Regions from separate parts of the Mus musculus genome. Here all the other regions are linked to region 1. Evidence: chromatin loops called from intact Hi-C (ENCODE). Cell type or tissue: heart. All regions are shown on one strand. Region 1 holds the start of Evi5 (ecotropic viral integration site 5). Region 2 overlaps Evi5 (ecotropic viral integration site 5). Region 3 overlaps Evi5 (ecotropic viral integration site 5).

Region 1 (2,500 bases):
GTCCTATAATTACAGTGTCCTGGAAAGGGATTGACAGGACTAACATAGGCGGGTTTTCAAGAGGCATTTCTCAGACCCAGAGACTAAGGCCCAGGTAAGAAGGTGAGGCCAGGAAAACTTCCCAGGTATTAGAAGTTTGCAAAAACTCTTGTGAGGGAGGAAAGGGTCATTGTGGCTGGAGAAAGGAGAGGATGAACATGGTCTGAGCAGAGAGGGGAGCTGGAGAGGTAGGCAAGGTGCCTGGCCCTGGAGGGCTTGGTTAGGGTAATTTTTTTTTCCCCAAAAGAATGGGATACTGAACAGCAACAAGGTCACATGGTACAGTATTTGAACAAAAATTCTTCTTGTGGTTTGAGATTTGGAGAAGGGTAGGAGGGGATGTGGATAAAATAGGCTAGGTCAGTGTCCTTACACTATCTGCAGGTCAGGGTAATTTTAACTAAGGTGGTTGCTGATGAAGGAGATGAGAGAGATTCAAGGAAACTTTAGCAGATAAAAGCAAAGAATTTGCAGATAAATTGGAAAGGTACATTATACTTTTTTTTCTTTTGCTATGGGGTAGATACATTAAATTATGATGAAGTTTTTTGTTTGTTTTTTGAGTCAGGGTGGTGTTGCCTTGGCTCTCCTGAAACTCTGTAGACCAGGTTGGCCCTGAACTCTGAGATCTGCTTGCTTCTGTCACTCAAGTGCAGGGATCAAAGGCATGCGCCAAGACTGCCTGGTACAATGAAGTTGTTACATTGCCATTAATAACCCGACCTAAGTTATGCAAAAAAAAAAAAAATTGCCTCAGACTATTTTGAAAATTTCAAAGCTGGGTGGAGGACATGGTTTTACTTCCCATTTCTTATCCTAATCTTGTTGAAAAATAGTCTTTTCTAGAAGTGCTTGTGATAGTGGAACTTTTTCTGGACAGGTCTTACAAATCTAAATGTAAAAGCCAGTGGTATCATATTAGTAAACAATTTTAGAGCTTTTCTGACTGCTTGATGGTAATTACTATCCTTTTGGTCACTTTCAAGTATATAACAAAAATGATTTATATTGCCTTTATTATTTTTTTTTTTTGTTGCCTGCAATTCCTTTGACAGGACCCAAATGAATAGGCTGTTTTTGTCCCAAACTAAGTAATTTCCTTCTAAGAATTTCTTGGTTGGTGTTGGATAATTGCCCACCCTCTGCCGGACTCCGAAAAAACCCACGGTTTATTCTAGAGGATTAGTGGAAGACCTGTTTTACCACCGCGAGTGCCATTTGATTAATATTATGTTTTTGGGAGTGAGACTCCGGGCAGCCCTCGCAAAGCTGCGCGTCGCTGTGCGCGCCCCAGGCCTGCGCGGATGCTCGCCCGGGGGGCTCCGAGGGGGCGTGTCTTGTGCTTCCCTGACTGGCCAGGGGCGGCTCGAGAGACTGGGAAGTCAGCAGTTTGCATGGCCGAGGGCTGGGCGCTTGGGAAGAGGGGCGGAGGACCGAGAGGGATCTCCCCGCCTCCGTTCCTCTCGGTCCAATCCCTTCGGCTTCTGCTTCGGCTTCGCCAGCGCGGCCGGGGCCCTAACCTGCTCGAACCCATTATGCCGTAGAGGCCGGCCGGGGCTCTTTAAGGCCCTCGCCGCGCCTGCGCCCTGGGCTTTCGTGAAGCGGCCCGACCAGAGCCGGGCGGAGCTGGCGGGCGTGGGGCTGCGCGGGGTTCTCCCGAGTCGTCGGCGGTACGGTGGAGGGTCGCGGGCAGCTCCGGGTTCCTGAGCAGGAGGCGTGCGCCGGGTCACGCGGGGAACGCGGCCGCGGAGGCCGAGCCGGGCCGAGGCGCTTGGAGGCGGCGGCGGCACGGCCGCCGGCTGCATGGGAAGTTCATGTTGACGGCGGAGTCCACCCCAGGTTTCCAAGGTGAGGGGCGCCGCGCCAGGCCGGGCTGCGGCGAGGGAGGGCGCGGGCGCCGCCGAGGGCCGCGCCGCCCACCCGGGCCGCCGCCGAGTTTGCGGCGCGAGCCCGCCGGGGCCTGCGTTCCCCGCTCTCGCCTGGCCCGGGCGGCCTCGGGGCCCGTCCTCGAGGACACGGCGGTCCGCCGCGCCCTGCTCGGAAAGTTGGCGTCTCCATTCGGCCTGCGGCGGCTGCCGGCAGGTGATGGGCGAGCCAGGTGTGCAGAGCGACGGCGCACGGAGCTCCTGTGCACCCGGTTGCCCATCGCCTAACGGGGCTAGCCTGAGATTAACCGCGGGTTTCCGGTGGGTTGGCTTGCGGTGGTGGCGCCTGCGCTGGTGACTCCGACCTTAGGTCTTTTCACCAAAGAGCGAAGCAAAAGTTCTGGACCGGTTCCCTCGCAGTCCCGTTTCTGCTGGAGGGGATTTTGAAGAGCAACAAGCGGTTTTCTTTGGAGAATAATAAACCTTTCTCCGCCGAGAGAATGAATTCCAGAGCTTCCTGAAGTTAGAGAAACATGGTCTGTTGGTAGTTTTTAATCTTTGCGCGGTGTTTTTTTTTTTTTTTTTTTTTTTGGTGT
Region 2 (2,500 bases), 80 kb after region 1:
TTGGTTTTTTTTTGTTTTGTTTTGTTTTTTTTTGAGGTCTATATAGAATGGGATGTCCTCAGATTCACTGTGTAGCCCAGGCTGTCCTTAAACTCTTACTGAACATCCTTCCTCATCCTTTCAATTACAGGAACTACATATGCCACACAATTGGCGGAGGATTATTATACTAAAATTATACTAATATAATAATATAATTAAGTAATTTAAATAAGTAATATATAAAAAGCTGTTGTATATCTTTCTTCCATTTTAGTACACATTTTAAGTAACTTTTTATAAGGCTGTTGAAGTATAAGATGGACAGATAAAAAATTATTAAAAATTTCCATCCTTTATCTATAGTGTGTCTATTTGCATTTCTCACTAGAACCAGATCAATAGTAACCAACTTCGAAGAGCGGAGCAAGAGGTGAACAGTCTGCAGGAGAAGGTGTGCTCGCTGTCTGTGAAGAACAAGGGCTTGCTTGCCCAGTTAAGTGAGGCAAAGCGCAGACAGGCAGAGATTGAATGCAAGGTGAGTGTCAGTGCAGTAGGGCTTTATACATTTATCAGGATTGGGTTTTGTGGTTTTGTTTTGTTTGTTTTTGAAAACAGACTTTGAATATATAGCCCTGGCTAGCCTGGATTTTGCTTTATAGACCAAACTGGCTTCAAAATCCCATTGATTCTTTTACCTCTGTCTCTTATTGCTGGGATCACAGGCATGTGCCACACCCAGAGTAAATTTTCCTTCTTTTTTCCTGGTCTTGTTTTAGTGGTTGTTCTCAGACAAGGTTAGCTCATTTTGTTCAGAGGGTAAGTTTCAGGGAGGAAACCTCAGTTTTAACCTTAACCTTGATTAAGTTAATGTCTTAACTAATGCTCCTTTGTGATGTGCCTTTTGAGGGTTAGCCCTTTAAAATGCAGCTTGTAATGGCTCACCTGAAAATGCAGGTAATTGCAGAGGTTGAAGTTCCTCCCTTGACTCATCATATTAGCAGGCAGGCAGTCACAACTAATGTTTTTGTGTAACAGAGAGAGCAGGAGAAATGTATGTGCGCAAGTGGGTTAAGAAAAATGAGCACAATTTCTGTTAAGCTTTCAAAATAAATTGCATTAAAATAAATTCCTTTTTTATGAAAGGAACTTAAGTAGCTTTAGGTAATGAGGACAGTTGGCTGGCGCCATCAAGTGGAGAACAGCACGGACACACACGCACAAGTGTGTGTGAAAATCACTAAAGAGATGCATGCCATCTGAGGCCTAGTGCGGATTCCTGAAGGGAAGTTGTGAAACTTTTAACAGAAAGTACTAATCTCCTTAGCAGATGGTAGGTCTCATATATGCAAGCTTTATTATTCTATGAAAAATAAGACTTTCAGTGGCACATATAAAGCTGTAATTCCATCAACTCGTCCTGGTGTCATTAAAACCAAGAGTGAAGCTTGAGTGGTTTATCAGTGTCATTGAAATCCAGAGATGAAATTACATCCTAATCAATATTCATGGCCGTTAGAATTTAGACTGAAGAAATCTGTAGGCAGCAGTAGAATTGTACTAACTTGAAGAATTGACCCTTTCTAAATTGCAACTGGATTCATTTAGAAATAAGGTAGTGCACAGTGAGGTTACGTCCCTGTGACTTGTCACAGTGGTAGCTGGCAGACCGTAATGCCACATTGCCCTTGCCGATTCATCATTAACAGAGTATTAAATTTAATTTTCTCTATATGGATGTCAGTTTTCTTTAAACATTTTGGTAACAGTGTTTCTGAATTTAATATTGTTTTAGCACCTGTTAGCAAAATAAAAAAAAATGTTCAGTTATGAAGATACTTGTTTTGAATTTTTCTAAGTAATGAATAAAGACTCAGAAAAGGAGACTCGGCAGATGGATACAGGATTTTTTTCTTAGTTTTTATTTGTTCATCTTTGCCTTGTGAAGTACACTGAGGACACTAGCTCTGATATACCCTTGTGTGCGAGCTCTAAGTTGATTCAGCCTTCTCTATTGCCTTTTGCAGATCTTGGAATTAATGTTAGTGTATTAATTGTCATTCTGACACCCAGTAACCTGTTTATTTCCCTTGTTAAAGTGTAACAATTCCATAAGAACTGTAACTTTTCAAGGAAGCCAGTCCCTTAGTTATATAGGTAGATTCATTTTCATTAAGGTTTTTTGTGATTAAGGCTTATGATTTGTCTTTGAGTAATCTTTAAAGCTCATTTTTCACTTATATAAAGTATCTGGATAGTATTTGTATTAACATTATTTTCACTCTACTCGAATATCAAAATTAATTTGAATATTCTCACTTTAAATAGTAAAAGCCTATAATTCCCAGTTTTACAATCCCGAACACCTGAATCACAAAAGTTTTTTCTTAAATTTTACACAGGTTCATTTGGAGGCAGAACCTGATCTGAATTGATAAATGGCCACTTCTAAGTTGTTTTTGTCCTGTTTGTTGTGGTTGTTTATACCAGGCTGCTCAGACACTGCTGGGTAATGCTAATG
Region 3 (2,500 bases), 62 kb after region 1:
ATGGCACCACCCAAAATGGGCTGGGCCCTTCCAAATCAATCTCTATTTAAGAAACGGCCTACCGGCTTGCCTCCAGCCTGATCTTACTGAGGCATTTTCTCAATTGGTGTTCCCTCCTCACAGATGACTCTAGCTGTGTTAAGCTGACATAAAAACTAGCTGACAGCCAGGTGTGGTGGCGCACGCGTTTAATCCCAGCACTCGGGAGGCAAAGGCAGGCAGATTTCTGAGTTCGAAGCCACCCTGGTCTACAAAGTGAGTTCCAGGACAGACAGGGCTATACAGAGAAACCCTGTCTCAACCCCCCCCCCCAAAAAAAAACCCAAAAAACAAAACAACAACAAAAAAAACTAGTTGGCACAGGTGTCATAAAATTGAGTCATAATTTCCCATTGTCACATTCAGAGTAAATCGAGCTTAACGGATTGTGAGGATTAGAAGGAAAAAAAGCTTAACAGCTTTATAAGGAACTTGTTGCTTCTGTTCTCAAGTAGGAACTGGAGGAAGAGAAAGTCTGTCAAACCTACAGTTCTGAAGAAGCCAGAACAGCAGATACAATGACTGCAAAGTCATTGACTTTACTCAGTAAAACTAAGGAACATCATTATCTGCATTCAAAAGTTAAAGCCTAAAAGGAAAAAGGGTAGTGAAAGCCATAAACATGTTTTTTTCCTATTAGTGAAGGCAGTTAAGAAAAATGGGTATATTAAAGTAATATTAAAAGGACCACAACTGCAGTAGTTTGTTCTGCCTTTATGTGAGATTTAGGTAATAACAAGGTCTGAAACAGAAAAATAGAATTCTTAGCAATGAAATGGAAATGAGCTGTTAGTGGGGAGCTGTTTGTTTGGAAGGAGAGGCTGCTCTCATGCTTGCAAGAGCACCAGCTGCAGTTCTGATGCATTAAAGCTGTGAGGCATAGACTACAGCTAATGCTGACCTCTGCGTGACAGTGAGCCAAGTGGACAGAGTGCTGGTTTACAGCCAGAGTCACCCGGGCTGACGAAGACGAGCAGACTGTGCTTAGGCATTTCTGACTAAATGTAACAGAAAGAACCTCCACACTTACCTCTGAAGGTTGAATAGACCTGTATTATGCAGCTAACATTTACCAAGGAGAAAGCAGATGTTTACTTCAGAGTTTATTTCCCTTTCCGCACAAGGAGGATGAACTCTTAAATTATAGTAAATTGTAGCTCATAGAAATAAAGCTATGAGGATATATTGAATAAGTGAAATTTAGCAGCATAGCTTCGAGTGAACTTCCAAGTTCAAGTTTTATATCTAAGATATTAAAATGCCTTGCAAAATTATTGTAGAAATAGTAGAAATTGCATTCTTAGGAAATGAGAGATGCACCAGGCTTTAATGTAGTCACGTGTTTCTCACAGAAAACAGTAAGTGAAATTTAGGTTTGTGAATGTGGCCTTGTTTATGATTCTATAAGAATTCTTAGAAATCTATTTTGAGTCTTAGTGAAAGTTAATTTGCTATGTCAAGACAAACATGTTATTTTGTAGCAATAGCTACAGTTTTATAATTCTTTAAGTTTTTTTAGTGGACCCTTTTCTAGTCAAGACAGAAATTAAGATGAAAATAGTAAATGTAAATGGCTAAGTGTATTGAGAAGATATCAAAGGGCTTTGTTGCTTACTCCTGTGTAATATATTAGACTGCCCATATGCATGGTATGTTCAAGAACATTATATGTGAACTATTTTAAAAATATACTGCCCTCAAAATTAAGATTCAAGCATTTATCTTACCAATGTCATATGTAGCAAAATTATGAGAGATTTTAATTGAGAGAGAATCAGAATTTTATCCATTGCATTTTTTGACAGAAGAAATATTTTTCAAAGTAGTGGATATGCCAGTGATGGGAAGTAAGTACAGTTATTGCTGATTTGTTTATAGTCTTCCCTTAAGTACAAGTTTATGAATGTTTGACCTCTCACGGTCAGTGCTTACAACCCACACTCCAGCAGGAGGTAATGAGTTTCTAGTACAGCTTCCTTCTGCTACCACCCACTCCTGCCATCTTCATAGCTCTTCCTATGCTGTGAAGAGCTTTAGGTTCTAGTCCTATTTTGCTAACTGTAATCTGTGATATTTAATGCACTTTTGTTTGGTTTCAGAAATGATTTAAGTAGAGCTAGACCATTTTAAGTCTTTCTTTTTTACATAATTTGTGAAATTTAAGTATGAAATTTGATGTGTTTAAATGTAGAGAGGTTGTATAATCACCACAATAAAAATGACAATTTTCATCCCTCTCAGAATGTGTTGGGTTACAGTTCATTTTCTACCCTCAGCAGTGTCTGAAAGAAGACTGGAATATATTCATAATTAACTGAAGACATATGAACATGTGAACATGTGTGAGCTCCATCACCACCATGCTTAGCTAGAGAAATTTAAAACGGTTGTGTTATGTGAGGCACTAAGTCTTAAAACAATAATTTGTTTTGCCCTTAAATATATAGATTCATGAGAGTAA

The links. Peaks named below come from ENCODE experiments on the same cell type or tissue, not always from the same donor. Only the 100,000 strongest peaks of a DNase experiment are listed, where the experiment ranks them.
Region 2: it touches region 1 in a loop (2.2-fold over the local background); 7 of 42 quality-filtered maps call a loop at or near these places.
Region 3: a loop joins it to region 1, with 1.8 times the contacts of the local background. A loop is called at or near these places in 6 of 42 quality-filtered maps.

The regions. Positions count from the first base shown.
Region 1 is chr5:107,868,178-107,870,677 of GRCm38, reverse strand. Evi5 (ecotropic viral integration site 5) reads left to right here and starts at 1,630. Exons shown (of 20, transcript NM_001378824.1): 1 at 1,630-1,887. In heart, a CTCF peak has its summit at 1,378; DNase peaks (open chromatin) are centred at 1,497 and 2,137; H3K4me3 peaks cover 1,476 bases; H3K27ac peaks cover 1,399 bases.
Region 2 is chr5:107,788,379-107,790,878 of GRCm38, reverse strand. Evi5 (ecotropic viral integration site 5) reads left to right here. Exons shown (of 20, transcript NM_001378824.1): 17 at 371-517. Among named protein-coding and RNA genes, the nearest start is that of Ube2d2b, 41 kb to the left of the region's middle. In heart, a CTCF peak has its summit at 1,168 (motif pointing left); no DNase peak of the experiment used is centred here.
Region 3 is chr5:107,806,140-107,808,639 of GRCm38, reverse strand. The region is part of intron 13 of Evi5 (ecotropic viral integration site 5); the gene reads left to right. Among named protein-coding and RNA genes, the nearest start is that of Ube2d2b, 23 kb to the left of the region's middle. In heart, no CTCF peak of the experiment used is centred here; no DNase peak of the experiment used is centred here.